Linked DNA regions of Homo sapiens: all the other regions are linked to region 3. A link is a contact called in ENCODE Hi-C or POLR2A ChIA-PET data. All regions are on one chromosome and are shown on one strand. The core of a region is the stretch at or near the end of the contact, and the rest is flanking DNA. Distances in the headings are between cores, read along the strand shown. Region 1 holds the start of KMT5A (lysine methyltransferase 5A). Region 2 holds the start of ZNF664-RFLNA (ZNF664-RFLNA readthrough). Region 3 holds the start of DIABLO (diablo IAP-binding mitochondrial protein). Region 4 holds the start of SIRT4 (sirtuin 4). Region 5 holds the start of COQ5 (coenzyme Q5, methyltransferase). Region 6 holds the start of SBNO1-AS1 (SBNO1 antisense RNA 1).

Region 1 (4,243 bases), core at 481-2,980, 1.2 Mb before region 3:
TTGTTTTTTTGAGATGGAGTCTTGCTCTGTTGCCCATGCTGGAGTGCGGTGACGTAATCTCGGCTCACTGCAAGCTCCACCTCCCAGGTTCAGGCAATTCTCCCTGCCTCAGCCTCCCAAGTAGCTGGGATTACAGGCATGCGCTGCCATGCCCGGCTAATTTTGTATTTTTAGTAGAGACGGGATTTCTCCATGTTGGTCAGACTGGTCTCGAACTCCCGACCTCAGGTGATCTGCCCGCCTTGGCCTCCCAAAGTGCTAGGATTACAGGTGTGAGCCACCATGCCTGGCCATAATTATTATTTAGTCATATTTTAAGTATTTCAATGATAGATGGTTAGTTTTCTTCATATATTAATTAATGCACTACTTTTAAAACAAGTAGTTTAAATGATTTTGCTGTGATGAGAAAAATGAACCCAGGAAGCATAGTTTTATTAAAATTTGTCAGATAAATTAGTCAGATAATGTTAAATATACTTTTAGATGCTTAACACTTTTCAAAGGAAAAATATTAGTATTAATTTTCTCCAAGAGTTGAGTGATGAAGCTCTTTAACCTGAAGTTTACTATGCCTCATTTTTTCATCAGGCTCTGGGTAAGTCTTATCCCAAAAGAACCTCTAGGGATGCTAGGAGAATAGATGATGCAACTGACTTCAGGGCCTGAAAACAAAGGGACCCAATAGATATTTACTGAATGAATCATTATTTTATTCATTATTATTGCTATAGGGAGCATACTGCACTAAAGCAAATTCCTACTAACACTTGAAGCCTTGAAATTTTGAGAAAAATATAATACCAAAACTTTTTTTTTTTTTTAATACTAATTCTACTCAACTTTCACGCTCAAGTTTTTGGCCCTTTGGCGTGAAGGAGACGCAGTGGCTGGAAATGACCAAGCGGTTGGAGATCTCTTTGCCGCATACCTGGGAGGCACTGTCCTGACAGCCAACTAAGTATGCAGAGGACTTCAGACAGGGCATCGCCTCCCAGGGCTGTACAAGCCCACCCAAGCCATCTACCGGGGGGCGAAGTCCTGACCAGATGCGGGGCGAACGACCGCGCCCGCGAGATGCCAGGAACCCGTTTTACCCCAAAGTGGGCCAGCGGGGCCCGGCCTTCGCTCCAGCGGCGCAGAGCTGACTCAGGACGTGGGGAGGGAGGAAAGGCGCCTGCTGCGGTGTCCACCCTGACGCGCACCCCAATATGCAGGTTATCGATCTGCGCCTTCGCCTCGGGATCACCTCCTTTCCCAAAGAGAGAGGGCCCCAAAGTGGGCGAAGCCTCACTCCTGCCCCCGCCCCACTTCTATCAATAACACCTATTCCCTGGAGGTGCCCTGCGCTTTAGTTTCCAAAGAGCTCTGACATATGGATCTGCTGCCGTGGAGAGGCAGGCCCGCAGGTGTTCACTTCATAGAAGGGAAACAGAAGCACGGCAGTGGGAAGGGTTTCTGGGGGCATCTGGAGCCGCAAGGGGGGGCCGGCGGGTTCCGCAGCAGCACCCCCTCTCCCCCCACGCGGGTCCCCAAGCTTGCCCCGAGCCACCCGAGGAGGACGCCTCCCCGCAGCCGCTGCCTCCACCCCGGCAACCCCTCCAGCACGACCCCCGACCCAGCCGCTCCGGTGCCGGCCACTTGGGCAAATACCTCTAGCCATGGCTCCACTCTGTCACCGCCTGGGATCTCCCGGGAAACCCAGCTTTCGAAAAAAGTTGCAACAACTCAGCCAACTGCTCCGCCGGGCTCCAGCTGCTCGCCCCGATTGGCGCCGCCTCCCGCCTCTCCGCAGGCTGCCCGTAGTGATAGGCCAACTCGGAGAAAGGCCCCGCCCTTCTCCCGCCTCTTCGGCGGCGGGGCGTGTCCAGCCGCCGCAATAACTGCAAACGCTTTCCCGACAGGTCCCGGCGGAGGAGGTGGGAGGGGTGTTTAAATTTGACCGTCGCCAGACGTTGAATGGCTGCGATGGAAGACACCCGAGCTGCCATTGGGAGGCCCCAGATTCCTCCCCCTCCCGCTGCTGAAGCTCCGCCTCCGGAGCGTGAGTAGCCCGGCTGGAGCCCTGGGCTCCGAGCCGACCGGATCTGGGACTTCCGGTTCTCTGTGGGCTTGACCGGAACCCGACCTTTGACCCCTCGATCTTCCCTTAAGAGCTGGGAAACCTGAGTCTCCCAGCAGTTTAGCAACTCCAGCACACCGACCTCTCCAGCAGTTTGATCCATTCATTCTCAGGTTTGAAAGGTTTTGGCCGGGCGCGGTGGCTCATGCCTGTAATCCCAGCACTTTGGGAGGCTGAGGCGGGCGGATCACCTGAGGTCCGTGGTTCGAGACCAGCCTGACCAATATAGAGAAACCCAGTCTCTACTAAAAATACAAAATTAGCCGGGCGTGGTATCGCATGCATGTAATCCCAGCTACTCGGGAGGCTGAGGCCGGAGAATAGCATGTAATCCCAGCTACTCGGGAGGCAGAGGTTACGGTGAGCCGAGATCGCGCCATTGCACTCCAGCCTGGGCAACAAGAGCGAAACACTGTCTCAAAAAAAAAAAAAAAAAAAAAGGTTTATTGAATATTCCAGTATTCAAAACCCGGCCGGGCGCGGTGGCTCACGCCTGTAATCTCAGCACTTTGGGAGGCCGAGGCGGGTGGATTACGAGGTCAGGAGATCGAGACCATCCTGGCTAACACGGTGAAACCCCGTCTCTACTAAAAATACAAAAAAAATGAGCCGGGCGTGGTGGCGGGCGCCTGTAGTCCCAGCTACCTGGGAGGCCGAGGCAGGACAATGGCGTGAACCCGGGAGACAGAGCTTGCAGTGAGCCGAGATCACGCCGCTGCACTCCAGCCTGGGCGACAGAACGAGACTCCGTCTCAAAAAAAGAAAAAAAAAAAAACCCACAGACACAACTCCTACCAACTAACTGGGTCAGTAGGGAAGGTCCTTCCAGGACCGCAAAGATCCTAATGCTTCACACCCACCCATTTTACAGATGGGGCAATAGAGGAAGCGGGTCACTTACGCGCTGCCCAAGGTCACCCAGCAATGTAATTGCAGGGCCTGGGTCAGTCTCTCCACTGTTCAAACACTAAATGGCTACCTTATCCCGAGGGAAGCAAGTATTCGCTGTTCCCCTCTGAGAGAGGGGGCTCAGTCAGTATGTTCCCAGAGAATCAGGTGTCCTGGAGTGTCTGCTTTGGACTCAGGGAAGGCGTCCAGTTACTACTGCTCTTCCCTGGGGCCCCTCCCAGGGGTGTGGGACGAGGTCACTAATCCATCCTGTCTCTTTGGTAATTGAAAAGGTTTTGGAGACCCAACCATTGCCCAAAGACTCTTCCAAAGCACCAGGAAAATAGGAAAGGAAAATAAAATGATATATGTGAAAGCACTGGGAAAGGTAGAAAAGGACACTTTTGTCACAAAGTCACTGTGTCACTTGGCACATCAGTTCAGCTCTCTGGCCTTCCATTTCCCTACCTGTCAAATGAAGGAGCTGGTGCCGTAATCTCCAACATGCCTTACAGCTTCCATAAATATGTGGAAGTGTGGCAGTGTGCAGTGGCTCTCACCTGTAATCCCAGCACTCTGGGAGGCCGAGGCAGGTGGATCACGAGGTCAGGAATTCAAGACCAGCCTGACCAACATGGTGAAAACCCCGTTTCTACTAAAAATACAAAAATTAGCCAGGCGTGGTGGTGCGTGCCTGTAATCTCACTACTCAGGAGGCTGAGGCGGAGAAGTGCTTGAACCCGGGAGGCAGAGGTTGCAGTGAGCCAAGATCGTCCCACTGCAATCCAGCCTGGGCACCAGAGCGAGACTCTGTCTCAAAACAAACAAACAAACAAACAAAAAATATATATAGAGAGAGAGGTGTTTGCTTTCTCCAAAATTGATTATTTCAACATTTATTGAGCTCTATGCCTGCCGCTGTTTTGGATCCCCCAAGGATCCGAAGGGAAAGTAGACACAGCTCCTTCCCTGCATTCTTTTAGGGAAGAAACAAGGCATTATTTAAAAGATAATTTTAAGGCTGGGTGTGGTGACTCACACCTGTAATCCCAGCACTTTGGGAGGCTGAGGTGGGCGGATCACCAGGTCAGAAGATCGAGACCATCCTGGCTAACACGGTGAAACCCCATCTCTACTAAAAATACAAAAAAAAAAAAATTAGCCGGGCGTGGTGGCAGGCACCTGGAGTCCCAGCTACTCGGGAGGCTGAGGCAGAGCTTGCAGTGAGCCGAG
Region 2 (4,247 bases), core at 171-2,670, 1.7 Mb before region 3:
AAGACAGAGGTTGATAGTCAAAGACAAAATGCCATCTCTGTGATATGCTGTTTTTACAAAGAAAATGTACTACTCTGCTAATTTAGAATTAATTTTTAAATTTTTAATTAACCTGCGGGTTGAACAAGGTCAATTTCCTGCTCTAAAAAACTATGCGTCTATGAAGGAAATAGGAGCCCTCTCTAAATAAGAAGCCAAAATGCCTAAAAACCGTTCCAGCCTGTGAAAACAATAAACTGTAAATATCAGAAAACGTTCCTTGAAGAAGGCAATAGCTCAGAAATCTTTTTTCGGTATCTGGTCTCCTTTGTTGCAATAAGACAGCCCGTAAGCAATCTAGCAACCAGAACAGTTCAGTTCGGAGCAGGCTCCCGGGGAGATTTAGTTGTTAGAGTTCGGCAAGAAAGGTTTCACAAAGGAGCTGAGTTCTGGGGGAAATGAGAGGTGATGTGGCGGAGAGATGGATCCGGACGGGAAAATGTCTGGGAGGGGGTATACGGAGTTCATGAGAAGCCGGGGACAGTGAGAAAACTGCAGTCGAGTCCTGGAAGGGGTGAGAACGCCTGCGGAGGCGGGAGTCAGAGGGAAGTGGACAGCGCCGGCAGCCGGTTTACCTGGGTGAGAATCCGGCCCTTGTTGTGGTCAAACAATGGAGGCGTCCGGCGGCAGCAGCCTTCTGCGCTGGGTGCGCGAGGGGTTCCTCATCACCTGAGCGGGATGCTCGCCTCCTCTGCCGGACGCAGGGCGCCCTGAAAAACACACAGCACCCCATGCAGCCGGCTCCTCCGCAGCCGCCCGGCTCCCCGGTCCCCTGGCGCGGCCATGACCGCCTCTCCCGGGACCCGCCTGGAAGGGCTCCAAGACGCGGCTCCACGGGCGACGAGGGCGGCAGCGCTCCCCCTTCCCTCGGCTCCAACAACAATGGAGCCTGGCTCGGGAGTCCGGCTCCCGAGGGGCCTCGCCCGGCCTCGCCCTGCCCGCTGCCCAGCCCTCGCTCGCACCGGCCGCCATCTGCGCCCCCCGGCCCCGCTCCCCCGCACTGCGGGCCCGCGGCCGACCGCCCGAGGCCCGAGGGGCGGCTTCTCAGCCCGGGACCCGCCAGGCTGCGCGGAGCCGCTCTGACCTTCCCCGCCATCCCGAGGCCCATCCTCCGGGATGGGTTGTTTTTCTTTTCTTTAAGCCACTCCACCTCCTTCCCACCCCCAGCCCGCTCCCTGGCCCCCGGCCCCCGCCTCCCTCCGGGAAAGAAAGAAAGACTGCAGCCCGGCCGCCGAGAACTCACTCCAAGTGAGGGGAGTCAGCGCCCCAGGCCGCGGGCGCCGCGCACCCACCTCCCTCTCCTCAGGGACACCTCACAGGTGCGCCTCCGAGCCGCGCGCGCGCGCGCTCCGCACACCCAGACGCCTCCGGGGGACAGCGCGCGTGCGCACGCACGAGGCCGGGGAAGCCCCGGGGGAGCGGGGGCCGCACGCATGCGCGGCCACCCGGCCCGCGCCCCCACCGCCCGCCTCCGCCCCCGCCCCCCAGCCCCGGCCCGGTCGGGCCCGGCCATCCCCCACCCCAGCGCCCGGCGCGCGCGCTCCCGCTCGCCTCCCTCGCTCCTCCCCGCGCCCCCCCCTCCCTCGGGCCGCGTTACCCAGGGCAACCGCAGTGCGGCCGCACCTGAGCTGTGCGCCTGCGTCCCGCGGGCCCGACCCTCCCTTCCCCTCGGCCTTCGCCCCTGCCCCGCCACAGCCGGGCGGAAGGGGGCGTAGCCCCGCCTCGCCAAGTGAATATCGGCCCGCCGCCCCCGCCCAGCCCGGCAGACACAGGCCCGCCGCCGCGCCGGCGCCTAGCCCGCCGGGTCAGCGCGGCCAGGCCTCGCCGCCGGCCCCGCTCCCAGGGTGCACCGCGGCTAGCGCTGGGGTGGGAGCGGGCGAGATGCGCCGGGCGGGCGGTGCCCACTGACCTCCCTCGGCGGCCCGGCCCGGGCAGCGCCCGAGCCCAGGCAGCCCCGCCCGCCGCGCCCCGCCCAGCCCATGGGCCACGGGCCCCCACCGCCGCCCGCCGGGAGGACCGAGCCTAAGAGGGCAGCCGCCTGAAGGAACGCGACGGCGGCGCCCGCAGGTGAGGCGGGGCCCGGGGTGTGTCGAGTCCGGCCCCGCTCACCTGGCAGCGCCGGCGGGGGCGGAGGGGCCGGGCAGGGGCGGAGGGGCCGGGCAGGGACGGGAGTTCGTGGCGAAGACTTTAAAAACCCTCCCCGCCGGGAGACGGGGGACGGGGTCCTCCTGCCCCACCTCCGGGGCTTGGGAGCCACGTTAGCTCCCCCAGGGGCAGGGGTGGCCCCGGGCGAAGGCAACTCGGGAGACGGCGGAGTCGGGGAAAGAGGGTCCCTGAGGCTCGGCGACCCCCGCGCCCGCCCCCGCGGGGTCTGCCGGCCCTTTCTGGGGAGGGGGCTCCCCGGCCCGGGCTCCAGTCCAGGGTGCGGACCGGCCGCGGCGCGCGCCCACCCCAGTGCCAAGGGGGAGGAGAGGCCGGTCCCGGGGCGCTCCTGTCTGCCCCGGGGTGGGATCGCAGGGCGAGGGATCCGCATTGCAGGTGCACCAGGAGCGCCCCGGGGCCTAGCCCGGCTTTGTCTGGGATGCTGTGGGGAGGAGGCCGTCTGAATCCACATCGCCTTTTTAAATGCTTGTTACCACCCGGGGAACCTTAGAGACCCTCCCTGACAAGTTGTATCGCCTCCCGTCCTGGTAGCCTTTCCGTAAGTACACTACCTTGCCAGCCCCTTCCTGAAGCTTTGATGCGGCTTTAGTTTACTCTGAGTAACGATTTGCCTGTGATTCGTGAAACGGAGCAGAATGCACAAACGCAGCAGAGCTCCAGGCTTGGCTACTGGGCTGCCGTCTGCTACGGCGAGTGAGTTTCTCTAACTTAGGTTTTCATGCTGACCTGTATTGTTTCATTTCAAGTTTTGGTATTTAGCAGTACGATCTAGTCCACTAAGGAAAATTAGGCTGCCAGAGAGAAAATATAACCGCGCTCTGTAGCTTAGGTTGCAGTAGTCGGTTTTATAACAAAATGCAAGCTACCACGCTGTAATACTTTAACATATTACGCAGTTCCAGAAACCTGTAAGAGTATTAAAACTAGGATTGCCATTTTAAAACTTTTACGTTTGAAATTTATTTAAAGAGCATTGGTATTGATAAAACGACTTTTCTTTTTTTTTTTTTTTGCTCATCAAGAATTCCCATGCATTTTCTCGCTATTGCATTGTAAGGAAAAAGATGCTAACGTTTAAAGTGGCTTTTACCTCCAAAGATGTTTTGAAATGTATGTAATTCTTTTGGCTAACTGTTCATCTTATGTGAAATATGCTTGGAAGAAGGCTTTAAAACTCGTGATTATATATACGGGTATGCGTACATATCCATACACACCACTGAAAAATCTTAAAATAGTTTTGTTACTCCTCTGCGTATTATAATTACTCAGTAAATTTAGTTTAGGTACATTTAAGATCTAAAGTACAGGACAATTATTTGTGTGAGATTTTTACTGTGACACATTTTAAATACATCGGTCTAACAAATAGGGTTTTTTTGAAATTAGATATTTTTATTAACTCTTTAAAAAACGAATCATTCATCTTGGGTTTATAACTCTTTCATCTGCCATGTTGGATAAATTGCAAAATTGGATAAATTGATCTCAACTTATCCAATTATCTTTGGATAAATTGATCTCAACATAATTACCTAATTGGTAGGATGCCTTTGCAACGATACTAACGTTAATAAAATGTTGATGCTTTTAAAAAATACTTATGTTAAAAAAGCATTTTCTCGTATTTCTGGCAAGAAAAGTCATGGAACTTTTTTCCTTCTATCTGGAACAAGGTCAGCCATAAATAGTTTCTAATACATAGTGGGCACACATTTGGTAACTAAGATTAATTATATCTACTGAATTTACTGAATTCCATGTCCTTCAAGGGCAGTGACTAGGTGACTTTGTATCTTCACACACCAATGTTGCAGTAAATGTTTGAGTCAGATTGAAGTTTCATCCCGGCTAGGTAGGTGCTAACTTAATGACACCAGTTTCCACATCTTCAGCTTTGATGTTTCAACCTGCAGAAGGATTTGGGCACGGAAGTGGCTGTGTCCTAATTGTCTTCAAATATTTGAAGGTCTGTCATGCAGCAAGGGATTTCATTTATTTTGAGTAATTATTGAGTACAGAAAAACAGATTTCACTTCTATATG
Region 3 (3,842 bases), core at 88-2,587:
TTCAGGGTGGAAGATTCGTGGAAACTTTGCCAAGTAAGTGAGGTGGGGAGAGAAGGAAGCCAGTGCCTGACACTGTGGGGAGTGGCTGGGCAAAGCAGCATTGGAGGTGTTGTAGGGTTCCTACTGTCTGATGAGCTGGTGTGGGGTTCTTACTGTCTGATGTCGTCTCTGGTGGAAGTTAGCAGGGCTGGGGCAGATGCACAGAGCACGGTGGCGGGGGTGAGCCCAGGATCGGATTGATGCCCACCCACCACCTGGCACCCTGCAGTCCCAGCTGGCCAGAAGGCAAGCATGCTGGACCACAAAGCAAAGATCCTCCAGCTCTGCTGCTGGCAAGCCTTGGGGCCAGGGGACTCACAGAAGAGCAGGTTTGGGCCTGTGCCTTCCTCCTGCCCAAATGGGTCTCTCTCCCCTTCCCCTTCCAGCCAGGGCCGCAGCTGGGGCTGCAGCTTGAGTGACGGGAAAAGAAAGGTTTACTCCACCAGCGCATTAGCGGCACTCACAGCATTAAAAATGCAGGAGGTGGTGGGAGGAGCGGGCCAGGGAGGAAAACTCATGCAGCTGCGGGGCGCGGGGAAGAGCCGGGCTTCTGCCTCCTCAGCCCGGATCAGAGCCGAAGAACGAGGGCAGTTTGGGTTGAGAAGGATTCTCCAGTGTAACCGAGAAGCGAGCGTCCAGGAGGCTGTTGGGGAGGTCGGCACTGTGGGCTTCCTGGCCTTCGTTTGCTGTTTCGAGGGCCAGGACCTCGTGTGTTCCCGTCCGCCCCTCTGGGACGGCGCCAGCCCGGCAGGCCGCCGACCGTCCTGGGGCTCCCGCGCAGCGCGATGCCGGCCTCGTCCACCGTCCACGTGCTGCAGCTGCTGCGGGAGCTGCTCGCCTTCGTGCTCCTCAGCTACACGGTGCTCATCGGGGCGCTGCTGCTGGCCGGCTGGACCACTTACTTCCTGGTGCTGAAGTGACAGCGCCGTCGCCGCGCCCGGCCCCGCCTCCCGCCCGGCCCCGCCTCCCGCCCGGCCCCGCCTCCCTAACTCACCAGGAAATTCCCTTCAAGCCCTGGCCCGAACTGAGTCCCCGCCCACCCGCCAGCGTCACGGCGCCCGACTCAGCTCCGCGCCGGACCCACCTCCGCGCCCTCAGGCCCTGCATATGCCCCGCCCCGCGCGGAAGTTCCGGCGGTTGGTTGCCTTGCGCGGCCGTTACAGCCTTTGCCCTAAGCCTCGCCCCCTTTCCCCCTGCCTGCCCAATCCCGACTGCTTCCTTGGGTGGGGGCGTGGCTATGGGGCGAGGCGCTCTCAGGTGGAGGCCGTGCCCCGCTCCGCGCTCACGAAGCTGCGTCACTTCCGGCGTGTGCGTCTGGCGTCCGCGCGCTGCACAATGGCGGCTCTGAAGAGTTGGCTGTCGCGCAGCGTAACTTCATTCTTCAGGTACCGCTGCGGCCGCGTAGAGGGGACAGGACCAGAGGGAGGGACCGACGCGGACAGCGCTGTGGCCCGGCCCACGGCGCCCGCCTTCCTTACGCGCTCATCTCTCGTCCGCCCAGCTGGGTCGCGGCGTCTCGCTCCGGTCGGGAGGACTGAGGACAGCCCCGCCTCCGCCCCCTGGGTCAAGCCCGGCTTCCTTTTCAGTTCGTCCATCTTCTAGAAACGAGTCCCCGAGACCCCGGGCTGCCTTCTTGGGGCTGCTCCGCCTCCTGACCAGCCCTCGTCAGCCACTCGAAGTCCCTGAGGAGACGTGGAGAGGAGGAGGGACACGGCATGGGGGGAGTCCGGGAAGGGAGACGAGCGTCTGAAGACGTCCTCCCGAGGGCAGAAGGGGCCGGGGGAGCTGGCGCAGGGCTCTCTACCTAGCGCTGCAGGCTCCTGGGCGATTGTAGCGGGACCGTCACACACAACTGGCACCCAGGCCAGGGGTCCAGAGCTAAATTCTGCCTGCAGGAGCGGTTATTGTGGCATCCGTTTCTAAAAAGTTTAAAGGCAACATTTTATTTTATTTTAATTTTTTTGAGACAAGATCTGCCTCTGTCGCCCAGGCTGGAGTGCAGTGGCGAGATCTCAGCTCACTGCAACCTGTGCCTCCCGGCTTCAAGCGATTCTCAGCCTCAGCCTCCCGAGTAGCTGGGATTGCAGGCGCCCGCCACCACGCCCGGCTAATTTTTTTTTTTCTTTTTGTTTTGTTTGAGACTCAGTCTCGCTCTGTTGCCCAGGCTGAAGTGCAGTGGGGCGCTCTCGGCTCACTGCAACCTCTGCCTCCCAGGTTCAAGCGATTCTCCTGCCTCAGCCTCCCGAGTAGCTGGGATTACAGGAGCGTGCCACCACTCCGGGCTAATTTTTGTGTTTTAAGTAGAGATGGGGTTTCACCATGTTGGTCAGGCAGATTTCGAATTCCTGACCTCAAGTGATCCACCCGCCTCGGCCTTTATTTACTTATTTTTTTTTAATAGACACGGGGTCATGTTGCCAGCCATGTTGCCCAGGCTGGTCGTGAACTCCTGGGCTCAAGTGATCCTCCCGCCTTGCCCTTGGCCTTCCAAGTGCTAGGATTACAGGCGTGAGCCACCAACACCCTGCCTGAGGCAACATTTTAAACTTGGTGTATGTTGAAAATTTCAAAACCCCTCAGCTGTCCTGCATCCTCATTTAGGTTCCTGCTTGGCTCGAGTTTGAGTTTACAGCCCCTGCAAGTAAATCCAAGAGCCTGTTACAGATTGGCGGTCGTGCCTTATGAAATCTGACTTCTACTTCCAGGTACAGACAGTGTTTGTGTGTTCCTGTTGTGGCTAACTTTAAGAAGCGGTGTTTCTCAGAATTGATAAGACCATGGCACAAAACTGTGACGATTGGCTTTGGAGTAACCCTGTGTGCGGTTCCTATTGCACAGGTACTGTCGTGTGCAGTGATTCTTATCTAGTGTACCGTGTCCTCTTGAAGTCTCAAGTGGGCGGTGAAGCATTAGACAAGCTACCATAGTTTTTCCCAGTGCTCCCATCCCTTCCCCCACAGTACCGGCATCTTTTCACAGTTGAGCAGATATATTAATATTCTCATTTTGATTATCTCATTTGGTAGGAACAGCACATCAAATTGTATAAAGCGAGTAGAGAGAAATAAGAGGATATTACAGTCTATCAACAAAGTAGTCTTTGATTCAACAGAAATTTATTGAGCAACTTTTATGTGCAAGACACTGAGAATGTAAGAATGAACAACAAAAAATTCTTGTTCTCACAAAAGCTTTGTGGAGATGAAAGAGGATAAAATATAAAATATCAGCTGGTGATAAATGGTGGGAAGAAAACAGGGCCGGGCACAGTGGCTGATGCCCAGGGCTTTGGGAGGCTGAGGTGGGAGGATGGCTTGAGCTCAGGAGTTTGAGACCAGCCTAGTCAACATAGGGAGACTCTGTCTCTACAAAACAGAAAAATTTAGCCGGGTGTGGTGGCTCACACTTCTAGTGGCAACTACTCAGGAGGCTGAGGCAGGAAGATCACTTGAGCCCAGGAGTTTGAGGCTGCAGTGAGCTATGATCTCACCACTGCTCTCCAGCCTGGGTGACAGGGCAAGACCTTTTCTCAAAAACAAAACAAAACAAATGAGGTAAGTGAATAGGCAATTCTGGGAGGGAGTTTTGTTTTAGATAAAGGTGGTCAAGCTACTCTGATAAGGCGAAGTAGAGATCTGAATGTTCTGAAAGAGCCATTATACTATCTGGTGCGGGGAGGAGCTTGCCAGGCAGAAGGAACTCAGAAGGACAAAGACCTAGAAGCAGAAGTATGCCTGGTATGTCTGAGGAGCATGGAGCTAATGTGTCTGGAGGCGAATGGGGGAGACCGTAATAGATGAAGC
Region 4 (3,765 bases), core at 900-3,399, 1.9 Mb after region 3:
CCATGTTGGCCAGGCTGGTCTCGAACTCCTGAGCTCATGTGATCTGCCCACCTCAGCCTCCCAAAATGCTGGGATTACAGGCGTGAGCCACTGCGCCCGGCCCCAGTCCTCAAGTTTCATTGAGACAATCCTCAGGCATGTCCTAGACAGTTGGAGGGTCCCTCACAGGACTGAACCCCAGTGCCCAAGGCAGTAACCCACTCATTAACACACACTTTCTTGGCTTTCCTCTCTTTCCTGTTTTACATCCTTGCTCCGTCAATGAATTTACTGGAATCAACTGCAAAATAAACAACTTGCTCTGAAATCCTTTTCTCAAGGTCTAAGACTGTGGTGATCAAGACAGCCAAGGTCCCTACTCTCCCAAAACAACACACGGGTTTGCGTTCAAACCGTGTACAGCTCCTGCACCTGTCCATGCATCCGTGGAGCTCTGTCAGGCGCCGACTCCCCGCCTTGGTGTGCAAAGCATCCACATTTTGGGTCACCAACCAGTACAGCTTTCCGAGTTTCTCCCAGGTGCTCAAAGCCCAGTGTGCAGGGTTAGGCTGGTGGGAGGAGAATTGAGGCCAGCCTACGAAGTTTCTCGCCCAGTACCGCTGGCGGATTGGGGCACTCCGGACAAAATCACCATGCTGGATGGGCCTGCGGTCAGTGCGGGCATAAAGCCCCACTTTTTCTGACCTGTAGTCTGGTATCCCCGATTCGGTGGAGATTCCTGCCCCAGTCATCACAAGGAGTCTCTTGGAAAGGGTGATGAAGCGCTGTAACTCTTTGACCTTCTCAGGGTCCAGAGGAGGACTTGCTGGCACAAATAACCCAATGGAGGCTTTCGAGCACGGCTGGCTGGGGTTTGCGATCCAACGGCCTTTTGCTGACCTGAAAGTCAACGCAAAGCTCATCTTCATTCTAGAGAAAAAGAAGCCTCATGTGAGAAACTGGGGTGGTTTTTTTTTTTTCTCATTTTTTGTTTGTTTGTTTTCGTTTTGTTTTTTGAGACAGAGTCTCCCTCTGTTGCCCAGGCTAGAGTACAGTGGCATGATCTTGGCTCACTGTAACCGCCGCCTCCCGGGTTCAAGTGATTCTCCTGCCTCAGCCTCCAGAATAGCTGGGACTACATGGCCACCATGCCCGGCTAATTATTGTATTTTTAGTAGAGGCAGGGTTTCACCATGTTGGCCAGGCTAGTCTCGAACTCCTGAGCTCTAGTGATCTGCCCGCCTCGGCCTCCCAACGTGCTGGAATTACAGGTGTGAGCCTCTGAGTCTGGCCCTAATGAGTCAGGTTTTGTTTGATTTTGTTCATGTAATTAAGCACACACACGCATTCCTTTTATTTTTTCATTTCCCCCTTATTTTAGTTTACCCTCCACTGCAAGCTCTGCTACTTGGACACATCAGAGAGACAAGACCCCTGCCCGTCAGCTTTTCTAGCTGTAACAATAGAGGGCCGGGTGCGGTGGCTCACGTCTGAAATCCCAGCACTTTGGGAGGCCGACGCAGGCAGATCACTTGAGATCAGGAGTTCGAGACATGCCTGGCCAACATGGTGAAACCCCGACTCTACTAAAAATACAAAAAAAATTAGCCGGGCATTGTGGCACGTGCCCGTAATCCCAGCTACTAGGGAGGCTGAGGCAGGAGAATTGCTTGAACCCGGGAGGCGGAGGTTGCAGTGAGCCGAGATCGCGCCGTTGCACTCCAGCCTGGGCGAAGAAGCAAGACTCCGTATCAAAAAAAAAAAAAAAAAGAAAAAGAAAAAACTTTGACATATTATTTGACACAATGCAATGCATAAATCCTCTAGTGACATGCACCCCGTATGTAAACATTATTTTATGTTTGGCTTTCCAGATCTGAGATCAGGACCCCGCTTTCTCCTTGACATTCCACAGCAAAACGTGAACAGCTGAACAAACACACAGTCCGGTTTCCCGAGACCAAAGGGTCAGGGGAAACCCCCGCTGAAAACGTGCATCAGTGGAACAACTACTCTCTTCCAGGTCCCACCGAGGGCAAAGAGGAGAAATAGAATCCCTCACAAGAAATCCACAACTTCTAGAAATCCGCAGCACACACAGAACACACTTACCTCTCACAGCTCTACGGACACTTCACACCCCACAGTGGGACCGTCTGATTGCATTTGCATTTTGGGACATGTAGTCCAGAAAGCTTAAATGATGCGAGAAAAACCACAAGTCCCACAATCCTCCGCGTCTCGCAATTGACAGCCCCAGATCATCCAGGAACGCCCCCTGTCGGCTCTTTCTGGTCAGAGGTTCCCCCGTTAATATAAAAGCTTTTAATCATGGATTTTTTTCTTTGTTTTCAATTTCTGTGGGCACTTAGTAGGTGTATATATTTATAGTGTACATAAGATTTTTTTTCTTTTTTCTTTTTTTTTTTTAAGACGGAGTTGTTGTTTTTTTTTTTTGAAAAAACTCCAGTCTGGAGTGCAGTGGCACGATCTCGGCTCACTGCAACCTCCCTCTCCCGGGTTCAACCGATTCTCCTGCCTCAGCCTCCCGAGTAGCTGGGATTATTTTTGTATTTTTAGTAGAGACGGGGGTTTCGCCATGTTGGCCAGGCTCGTCTTGAACTCCTAACCTCAGGTGATCCGCACGCCTTGACCTCCCAAAGTGCTGGGATTATAGGCGTGAGCCACTGCGCCCGGCCATCTTTTCTCTTATTTTTTGTCTTTTTTTCTTTTCTCTGTGCCTGTCTATGCTTTACCCACATGAGATGTTTTGATACAAACATGCAATGTGAAATGAGCACGTCATTAATCATGGATCTAGATTTGACTTTTTTTTAAAGTTTTTGTATTTTTAGTAGAGACAGAGTTTCACCATGTTGGCCAGGCTGGTCTCGAACTCCCGACCTCAGGTGATCCGCCAACCTCGGCCCCCCAAAATGCTGGGATTACAGGCCTGAGCCACTGTTCCCGGCCTAGATTTGACTCATTCTAAACATCAGAGTTTGTGATCCTTTTCATTCACAACGACAGTATCAAGTTATTTGCTATTGGTAAAATACCTTGAACTTGTGAAGAAATGTGTTTATACATATCTGAAAAAGTGATAGTTTGTTGTTGTTGTTGTTGTTGTTTGTTTGTTTGTTTTTGAGACGGAGTCTCGCTCTGTTGCCCAGGCTGGAGTGCAATGGTGCCATTTCGGCTCACTGCAACCTCCGCCTCCCGGGTTCAAGCAATTCTCCTGCCTCAGCCTCCTGAGTAGCAGGGATTATGGGCGCATGCCACTACGCCCGGTTAATTTTTTTATTTTTAGTAGAGACAAGGTTTCACCATGTTAGCCAGGATGGTCTTGATCTCCTGACCTCGTGATCTGCCCACCCTAGCCTCCCAAAGTACTGGGATTACAGGCGTAAGCCACTGTGCCCAGCCAAAAGTGATGTTTTTACAGTTAATATGAAGCCAAATATATTATACCTGGACTAATGTACTTAACCTGCTTGGCTTCTCCAATTTTATTTATCATATTTTTTTTATTAAGTTAATCAAACAAGGCCTGCGTCTCACTCCCAGGGATTCTGATCTACAAATTTCCTAATTGTTCCTAATGTGTAGACAACCAGAACTGCCGCTCTGCAGCATCACCTAAATCAATAAATGTATAAGTGTCTTTGGACATAAAGGTGGGCGGCCAGCAGGGACCTTGAAGACCACCTAAGGACTCCCTTCCCCCATTTTAAGATGAATTGGGCTGAGTGCAGTGGTTCCCACCTGTAATACCAACACTTTGGG
Region 5 (3,722 bases), core at 925-3,424, 1.7 Mb after region 3:
AAATGCAAAAATCAGCCCAGTGTGGTGGTGCACACCTGTAGTCCCAGCTACTCAGGAGGTTGAGGTGGGAGGATGGCTTGAGCCTGGGAGGGTGAGAAGTGAGCTATGATTGTGCCACTGCACTCCACCCTGGGTGACAAAGTGAGATCCTATTTCAAAATAAAGAATGAATCAATAAATAAGTAAATAAGACCAGCCTAGCCAAAATGGTGAAACCCCATCTCTACTAAAAATACAAAAATTAGCGCCGGGAGTGGTGGCTCAGCACTTTGGGAGGCTGAGGCAGGTGGATTACCTGAAGTCAGGAGTTCAAGACCAGCCTGGCCAATATAGCGAAACCCCATCTCTACTAAAAATACAAAAATTAGCCTGGCATGGTGGCGCATGCCTGTAATCCCAGCTACTAGGGAAGCTGAGGCAGGAGGATCACTTGAACCCAGAAGACAGAGGTTGCAGTGAGCCGAAGTCATGCCACTGCACTCCAGTCTGGGCAACAGAGCAAGACGCTACCTCAAAAAAAAAATACCTTCCAACAGTCCTTGTCCTACTTCACTTTTTACAGGTTTTCCTCCACATATCATATGAAATAAGAGAACAGTGAAATACTGTTGGTCTGGATACTTAATCTGATGTGCAGAAGGAACAGCCCTAAATCCTGAGATCCATTCTTTTATATAACTAGATATGGAAGATATAAGATTCTTTGATGAGACTTTATTTATTTATTTATTTATTTATTTATTTATTTTTGAGATGGAGTCTGGCTCTGTCACCCAGGCTTGAGTGCAGTGGTGCAATCTCAGCTCACTGCAACCAGTGACTCCTGGGTTGAAGGGATTCTCCTGCTTCAACCTCCTGAATAGCTGGGACTACAGGTGTGCACCACCATGCCTGGCTGATTTTTGTATTTTAGTAGAGACGGGGTTTCACCATGTTAGCCATGCTGGTCTCGAACTCCTGACCTCATGCAATCCGCCCACCTCGGGCTCCCAAAGTGTTGGGATTACAGGCGTGAGCCACCGCACCCAGCCACTTAATTTCTTTTAACAAAGACATGAGAATTATGAATACATGGATGAATCATTTCGCCCTTGTATCCTTCCTTTTTTTTTTCTCATCACTATACCAACGAGGACCTTCTATCATTCTTAAAATAAAAGAGAAAGAAACAGAAATCCCAGCGCAGTACTTCCCAAACGAAAGCGGTTAGGTGTCCATCTGTCAGGCTATATTAAACCAGGAAGAGAATTTTCATTTCAAAACAGTTTCTTCTATTGGCGCTTTCTCCTCGTGAAATATTTACAGGAAACATACATTTAAAATGGAATGAAAGCAGAAACATACAGTAATCCAAGCAAAACTCAACAACGTCCGTTCTTTATTTTGCACAAGACGGTCTGCATTACCCTTGCCATTAAAAAAAGACTGAAAATCTGGGGCTGAAGTAAAACACCCATGACATGCCACCTGGAGCTAGGAATGTAGCTTTGTGTCAGCAGGAGACCAAGTGTGAGTGGTGGTTCTGGCTTGCTAAGTGGATACCAGAGCTTTCGTTCCCATTTATGAGCTTCCTAGGTTCATAAAACGGACAGAACAAAGAAGTCTGTCCTATGTTTATTTTTCAGAGTAGTGTAACATATGTTTCTCAAGAATGGTCTGCATCTTTAGCATCAGAATCGCCAGAGAAATTTGTTTAAATAGAGATTAAAGGGATATAGGTCAGATCAAAATCTCTGGTAGTTGGGGACCCAGGAATCTTCATTTTAAAACGTAAACCAAGTGATTCTTACGCTCAACAAAGTGTGCAGGAATTGGCCCGTGATCTTGGCTTTTTAACCACACCATGCCTCAATTTCCCCCTTCTGCACAAGACAACAAGAGTTCCTGGATATCTTGCGAGTTAGTACTTTTCTGCCTAGCCGGATTCAGAGACATGGCCGCTAAGAGGTGACCCGGGGCTCCCCTGAGATCCCCTGATTCCTGGTGAATTGTAAATTCAATTTGAGAAGAGAGAGAGGAAGGGATTTCCGATACTTAGAGACCACCCTTTGGATCCTAGAGATAATGCCGGCACAACTGTGTATCAGATTTCAGGGCGCGTTCGGCTAATAATGTTGCCGGCCAGCCGCCGTCGTTCGTGGAGTGACGCAACAAGGCGTACTCTCTGGCCGTTGTCACTCGACTACCAAGATGGCGGCCCCCGGGAGCTGTGCTCTATGGAGCTATTGCGGCCGTGGGTGGTCGCGGGCGATGCGGGGCTGCCAGCTCCTCGGGCTTCGTAGCTCTTGGCCCGGGGACCTACTAAGTGCTCGGCTCTTGTCCCAAGAGAAGCGGGCAGCGGAAACGCACTTTGGGTTTGAGACTGTGTCGGAAGAGGAGAAGGGGGGCAAAGGTGAAAGGGGCGAGAGGGCGGATGGGAGGGATCTGACCGTCCATGGTCTGGTTTCTTCTGGCCAGTTAGGGTTGATTTAACATCCAATTAGTTCCAGTGTTGTTGTCTGTGCAGTTATGATTTTTTTTTTTTTTGGAGACAGAATTTCGCTCTTGTTGCCCACACTGGAGTGCAATGGTCCGATCTTGGCTCACTGCAACCTCCGCCTCCCGGGTTCAAGCGATTCTCCTGCCTCAGCTTCCCGAGTAGCTGGGATTACAGGCGCCCGCCAGCACGCCCGGCTAACTTTTTTGTATTCTTACTAGAGATGGGGTTTCACCAGGCTGGTCTCGAACTCCTGACCTCAGGTGATTCGCCTGCCTCGGCCTCCCAAAGTGCTGGGATTACAGGCGTGAGCCACCGCGCCCAGCCAGACGCCCCCTTTTTAAAAGCAGAATACTGATGACTAAATCCCATCAACTGAGCGTTTGTGATGTGCCAGGCAACGTACAGACATTATTTTCAATTCTCATTTTCAACATTCCAGTAGTGGGTATTGTTATTACCATATTACACGTGAGGAAATTGAGACTTAAAGGTTAAGCAAGAAGTTGCCCAGTTGAACATATCAGTAAGTGGCGGAACCAGTATTCAAACCCAGTTTAATCTGAGTCTGAAGCCCCCGTTCTTTACCTCTAGAGAAAAATAGGGGTTTTTTTGGTTGTTTTTATTTATTTATTTATTTATTTATTTATTTTGAGACGGAGTTTCGCTCTTGTTGCCCAGGCTGGAGTGCAATGGCGCAATATGGGCTCACTGCAACCTCAGCCTCCTAGGTTCAAGCGATCCTCCTGCCTCAGCCTCCTGAGTAGCTGGGATTACAGGCATCTGCCACTGTGCCCTGCTAATTTTTGTATTTTCAGTAGAGACGGGGTTTCTTTTTTTTTTTTTTTTTTTTTTTTTTTTTTTTTTGAGACTGAGTCTCTCTCTGTCACCCCCAGGCTGGAAGGCAGTGGCGCGATCTCGGCTCACTGCAAGCTCCGCCTCCTGGCTTCACGCCATTCTCCTGCCTCAGCCTCCCGAGTAGCTGGGACTACAGGGGCCCGCCACCATGCCCGGCTAATTTTTTGTATTTTTTTTTTAGTACAGACAGGGTTTCACCATGTTAGCCAGGATGGTCTGGATCTCCTGACCTCGTGATCCACCTGCCTCGGCCTCCCAAAGTGCTGGGATTACAGGCATGAGCCACCACACCGGCCAATGTATAATCAACATTTTACAATGTATAATCAATGTATAATCAACATTTCACACAGTGGCAAGCAAGGAAGAAGTTAACTACTGAACTAAA
Region 6 (3,995 bases), core at 77-2,576, 1.1 Mb before region 3:
CACCATGTTGGCCAGGCTGGTCTCGAACTCCTGACCTCAGGTGGTCCGCCCACCTCGGCCTCCCGAAGTGCTGGGATTACAGGCGTGAGCCACTGCGCCCGGCCTAAAATATTTTTTATTTTTGTCTTTATAGGTTTTTTTTCTATGTGTGTGAGAGGATTAAATGAAATAATGTAATTAGTAAAGCGATTAGTTAGCACTTTAAAAATATTTATAAATGTATACATAGATATATAATACATATCTATGTGTACAAACACTGAAGTTTCCTATTCTTTCTGTGCCTACTTTTTCCTTTCTTTCCCCGAATACTTTGTCTCTGGAAGAGTTCACACTGTAACCTCCAACTGTTCCAGCTACTTGGTTTGCTTTCAGCACTAGGCTTGTAGGATGCGCAGCCAGTAGGGGGCAAGAATCACCCAGGCGTGCTTATTACCCAAGCAACGGAGTCAAACAGCACTTTCAGAATGACTTTACAAAAGGGTTACCAACAAGGTAATATGTTTATTGTGTTAGGTCGCTTAATAATAACGAAAAGATGAAAACAAGGAAGTGAGAAGCGGTAGGGACAGCCCTACTCTTCAGTATTCATTAAGTGGGAGCCCCGGTGTGTCGGGCTTGCGTATGAGCGTGAAGACAGACGTGGGATGGCTGAGCTCACACGCCTTAGGCTCTGATTCTAGCCGTGGTCGCGCCGAGGGCTCCGGGTTACTTGCGGTTTCACTGCCAATAAAGTGCTTTGAGCGAGCCTAACAAGCAATGAATATGTAAACATTTTGTTTCTAGGACTAACTAGGTAATGAAGAGATCTTCCAAGTGACAGAAACGCTGCTAGGTAACTTCCTGGGCCGTAGCTCCCCACCCTAACAGGTTCTGAAAATAGCTCCAGGCCCTTCCTAACCGGAGTTTGAAAGCAGGCGCGGGGCGCATGCGCGCGGCCCTCCGGCCGACCTCCCGATAGCCCTGGCACGCGGACCTTCTTCCCGACAGGCCGCGGGGAAAAAAGGGCGGGGAAACGGAATTACCGCGAGCTCTCCGTGAGCGCCGGCGGAAACAGTAGTCACGTGACTCTCCTAGGTGGCCTTCGCCTTCCCCCTCCCCCTTCGCGGAAACCCGGCCCCCTCACCCCTCGCCCACCCCAGAGCCGCGGTAATGGACCGTTTGGGTTCCGGAATTCTCTTGGATCCAACAACTGGTACCGGGCCGAGGATAGCCGGCGGAGTCCGTTTTTGGCGGCGAAGACTGGGGGGTGGTCAAGATGGGGGGGAAATCATCTTCCTTCACCTAGGAGGGAGGCGGGGCGGAGAGGGGCGCAGAGAGGCGGGTGGGGGAGGAGGGAGGAAGTCACGTGAGGGCGCTGCGTGCGCGCGGCGCCTCATCCGTTGCCCCTCCCCCGCCCCTCCCGGCGGGGCGGGGGGGCTGGGGGAGGGGCGTCAAGATGGCGGCGGGGAGGTAGGCAGAGCAGGACGCCGCTGCTGCCGCCGCCACCGCCGCCTCCGCTCCAGTCGCCTCTGGTCCTTCAAACTCACACCTCCCGGGAGGAGCTGTGCTGGCGCCGGGTCCCGCGGGGAAAGTAAGTCCTTCCCTTGGCCCTTTTCTCCTTCCACACTCCCCCTCCCGGACAGCCTCCCACTCCCACCCTCGGGGGGCCGTGCGGGGCCAGGCTGGGGGGACAGCCACCTCGCCCCGGCTTGGGGCCTCCCTCGCCGCTTGCCGCTCCTCGCGGCCGCGCGCTCCGGGGCCCTCGGGGGCATGTTCCCGACGGCGGCTCCGTTGTACTCGCTTCCTCTGTTCGTCAGCGCCGGGCCCCGCTGTCGCCGCTCGTGGGGCTTTCGGGCTCCGGGAGCCCCGCTGTCCCGGGCCGGAGGCACCCCTCTTGGACCGCGGGGCAGGGTCTGTGCACGCCGGCTCCGCTGGGTTCGCCCCTTTGGCTTCCGCCTCACAACCCGGGGGCTGCGGGTCCGGGACCCGCGGGGAAAGTAAGGACCGGATCCTTCCCAAGTCCTCTTTCGTGCCCCAGCATTGCTCCCGGCTCTGGGCGAGGGAGGGAGGCAGGCGACGCGGTCGTCCTTCCTAAATCTGAACCCCACAGCGCGGTCTCGTACATGCCCCGCTCTTGGGGCGGTGGGGAAGCCGCGGGGGACACGTGCAGGCTCCCTTCACGCCTCTCCAGGCGACTCGCTTAGTTCTGCCTCGGCGGGCGAGCTCACCTCCCAGACCCTAAGAATTACCCATGGAGGGGAACGGCAGTTGGGGATTTGCTTACTTTGAGAGCGTTTGGCATAACGAGCATCCAGAGTTCCCCAAAGCAGTGGATACCGGTGGTTTCCCAGAAGTGGTTTGGGGTCGGTTTAACCGCTGAGGAGATTTGGATGTTCCTAAACCCTTCTGATTGTTTCTTTCCTGACCCTGGCATCCAGCTCCTCCCCTTCCCACCCCTGCTTTGTGCTTCTGTTTGGTTAATGTTTGCGGACCACTAACTTGATCCTCGCACAGAGAAGCTCTTTTTATGTGCGTGCTCGGTTTACTGTGGGAGGCTTTTGTTTTGGGGAGTCGCTGGTTGAGAAACGTGGGAAAAGAACGGGCCAGAAAATGAGAGACAAATAAAGCAACGTTTTTATCCATTGAATTGCGCAGCCAATTGTAAGTGCACCCGGAAGTTTGTACTGAACACGTGTTGAGGGAAGGTTATAAACTGGTCCCCTTTGACCTTTGAAAGTTGGCTATTATCATTTTATGTTGAGTTAAATGTTTCATATATTCTAGACAGCCAGAATTAGGGATGGAATATGGTTTCTAAAGAGTCATCCAGAAGGGTGCAGAGAACTGTCATCCGGAGTGCCCTAGCAGGAATTGACTTAACACTTTCAGATAATTCTGCGAGCTGACAGTACAGAGGGATTCTATTTTCCACCATATTTTCTAGCAATCAGAATTGATTTTCATAAGCGTAGGGAAAGCTATCATCGTTGCACAGAAGATAGCAGAATTTCCTACTGGTGACTTGAGTGGGACATTAATTTTGCAAGCAAGGGAACATTTTCTCTCATCTTTTAAAGAAGTTGTTTCCAAAATTTTTCCGATGGGAGACGACTTTACTTTTTTTCTCTGGCTTCTGCTTTTTATCTTCCATTCCAACTTATTCCATATAATTGCGTTTGGAATATTTATGCTATTTTTAAATTTTTGAGACAGGGTCCCACTCTGTTGCTCAAGCTGAAGTGCAGTGACGTGGTCATAGCTCACTGCAGCTTGAACTCCTGGGCTCAAGCGATCGTCCCACTTCAGCCTCCGGAGTAGCTGGGACTACAGATGTGCACCACTACAGCAGCTAATTTTTTTTTTTTTAATTTTTTTGTTGAGAGGCGGGGGTCTCACCATGTTGGGAGGCAGCTACTGGCCTCAAGCAATCTTCTGGCCTCCGCTTCCCGAAGTGGTGGGATTACAGGCATGAGCCATTGTGCCTGGCCCCTTCAGAATCTTTTTTTTTTTTTTTTTTTTTTTTGAGGCGGAGTCTTGCTGTGTTGCCCAGGCTGGAGTGTAGTGGTATGAACTCGGCTCACTGCAACCTCTGCCTTCAGGGTTCAAACAATTCTCCTGCCTCAGTCTCCCTAGTAGCTGGGATTGCAGGCATGTGCCACCACACCTGGCTAATTTTTTTTTATGTAGTTGGCAGAAAGGGGTTTCACCATGTCGGCCAGGCTGGTCTCACACTAGTGACCTCAAGTGATCCACTCACCTCTGTCTCCCGGAGTGCTGGAATTACAGCCGTGAGCCACCGCCCTTGGCCCCCCCGTCAGAATCCTTTTTTTTTTTTTTTTTTTTTTTTTTTTTTTTTGAGACGGAGTCTCGCTCAGTGGCCCAGGCTGGAGTGCAGTGGCACGATCTCTGCTCACTGCAAGCTCCGCCTCCCGGGTTCACGCCATTCTCCTGCCTCAGCCTCCCAAGTAGCTGGGATTACAGGTGCCCGCTGCCACGCCCGGCTAATTTTTTGT

What was found. Hi-C counts contacts between places; a loop is a spot of excess contacts on that map. ChIA-PET counts read pairs that join two places held with the same protein, here RNA polymerase II (POLR2A). Pooled maps may share reads with other maps.
Region 1: a loop to region 3 is called in a pooled map, with 17 times the contacts of the local background. The contact joins the promoter of KMT5A here to the promoter of DIABLO in region 3. A Hi-C loop is called at or near these places in 7 of 50 pooled maps. POLR2A ChIA-PET finds 5 or more read pairs at or near these places in 2 of 52 experiments (CD8-positive, alpha-beta T cell and MCF 10A).
Region 2: a loop to region 3 is called in a map of CD8-positive, alpha-beta T cell, with 24 times the contacts of the local background. The contact joins the promoter of ZNF664-RFLNA here to the promoter of DIABLO in region 3. A Hi-C loop is called at or near these places in 3 of 168 maps with a recorded cell type or tissue (CD4-positive, alpha-beta T cell, CD8-positive, alpha-beta T cell and ascending aorta) and 10 of 50 pooled maps.
Region 4: a loop to region 3 is called in a pooled map, with 6 times the contacts of the local background. The contact joins the promoter of SIRT4 here to the promoter of DIABLO in region 3. A Hi-C loop is called at or near these places in 10 of 50 pooled maps. POLR2A ChIA-PET finds 5 or more read pairs at or near these places in 3 of 52 experiments (CD4-positive, alpha-beta T cell, activated B cell and activated CD4-positive, alpha-beta T cell).
Region 5: a map of CD8-positive, alpha-beta T cell shows a loop between it and region 3 (8-fold over the local background). The contact joins the promoter of COQ5 here to the promoter of DIABLO in region 3. A Hi-C loop is called at or near these places in 1 of 168 maps with a recorded cell type or tissue (CD8-positive, alpha-beta T cell) and 5 of 50 pooled maps. POLR2A ChIA-PET finds 5 or more read pairs at or near these places in 1 of 52 experiments (activated T-cell).
Region 6: a loop to region 3 is called in a map of CD8-positive, alpha-beta T cell, with 13 times the contacts of the local background. The contact joins the promoter of SBNO1-AS1 here to the promoter of DIABLO in region 3. A Hi-C loop is called at or near these places in 1 of 168 maps with a recorded cell type or tissue (CD8-positive, alpha-beta T cell), 3 of 37 single-sample maps with no recorded cell type and 12 of 50 pooled maps. POLR2A ChIA-PET finds 5 or more read pairs at or near these places in 4 of 52 experiments (CD4-positive, alpha-beta T cell, MCF 10A, WTC11 and 1 more).

The regions. Positions count from the first base shown.
Region 1 is chr12:123,381,619-123,385,861 of GRCh38, reverse strand. KMT5A (lysine methyltransferase 5A) reads right to left here and starts at 1,730. Exons shown (of 8, transcript NM_020382.7): 1 at 1,654-1,730. The coding sequence starts at 1,663. RefSeq lists enhancers at 1,100-1,259, 2,100-2,319, 1,842-2,572 and silencers at 1,440-1,609, 2,537-2,759.
Region 2 is chr12:123,970,388-123,974,634 of GRCh38, reverse strand. ZNF664-RFLNA (ZNF664-RFLNA readthrough) reads right to left here and starts at 1,420. Exons shown (of 5, transcript NM_001347902.2): 1 at 1,332-1,420; 2 at 615-749. CCDC92 (coiled-coil domain containing 92) reads left to right here and starts at 1,804. Exons shown (of 5, transcript NM_025140.3): 1 at 1,804-2,106. It overlaps ZNF664 (zinc finger protein 664), which reads right to left and starts at 1,420. Exons shown (of 5, transcript NM_152437.3): 1 at 1,283-1,420; 2 at 615-749. RefSeq lists silencers at 852-1,081, 1,192-1,271, 1,342-2,211, 2,242-2,361 and enhancers at 1,582-2,319, 2,320-3,057.
Region 3 is chr12:122,223,547-122,227,388 of GRCh38, reverse strand. DIABLO (diablo IAP-binding mitochondrial protein) reads left to right here and starts at 1,337. Exons shown (of 6, transcript NM_001371333.1): 1 at 1,337-1,424; 2 at 2,745-2,877. The coding sequence starts at 1,375. It overlaps LOC128125816, which reads left to right and starts at 825. Exons shown (of 1, transcript NM_001414998.1): 1 at 825-959. The coding sequence starts at 825. The coding sequence ends at 959. LOC101593348 (a long non-coding RNA gene) reads right to left here and starts at 947. Exons shown (of 1, transcript NR_103497.1): 1 at 1-947. RefSeq lists enhancers at 1-191, 192-1,023, 973-1,267, 1,321-1,560, 1,571-1,620 and 1 more and a silencer at 891-1,030.
Region 4 is chr12:120,300,705-120,304,469 of GRCh38, reverse strand. It overlaps SIRT4 (sirtuin 4), which reads right to left and starts at 2,149. Exons shown (of 4, transcript NM_012240.3): 1 at 2,092-2,149; 2 at 412-909. The coding sequence starts at 908.
Region 5 is chr12:120,527,610-120,531,331 of GRCh38, reverse strand. It overlaps COQ5 (coenzyme Q5, methyltransferase), which reads left to right and starts at 2,174. Exons shown (of 7, transcript NM_032314.4): 1 at 2,174-2,392. The coding sequence starts at 2,191. RefSeq lists enhancers at 1,838-2,297, 1,644-2,413, 2,414-3,184.
Region 6 is chr12:123,362,279-123,366,273 of GRCh38, reverse strand. SBNO1-AS1 (SBNO1 antisense RNA 1) reads right to left here and starts at 1,326. Exons shown (of 2, transcript NR_157806.1): 1 at 1,159-1,326; 2 at 470-749. It overlaps SBNO1 (strawberry notch homolog 1), which reads left to right and starts at 1,427. Exons shown (of 32, transcript NM_001167856.3): 1 at 1,427-1,573. MIR8072 (microRNA 8072) reads left to right here and starts at 1,431; the gene lies at 1,431-1,510. RefSeq lists enhancers at 667-876, 2,337-2,386, 2,043-2,761 and silencers at 1,047-1,146, 1,277-1,516, 1,627-1,706, 1,747-1,856.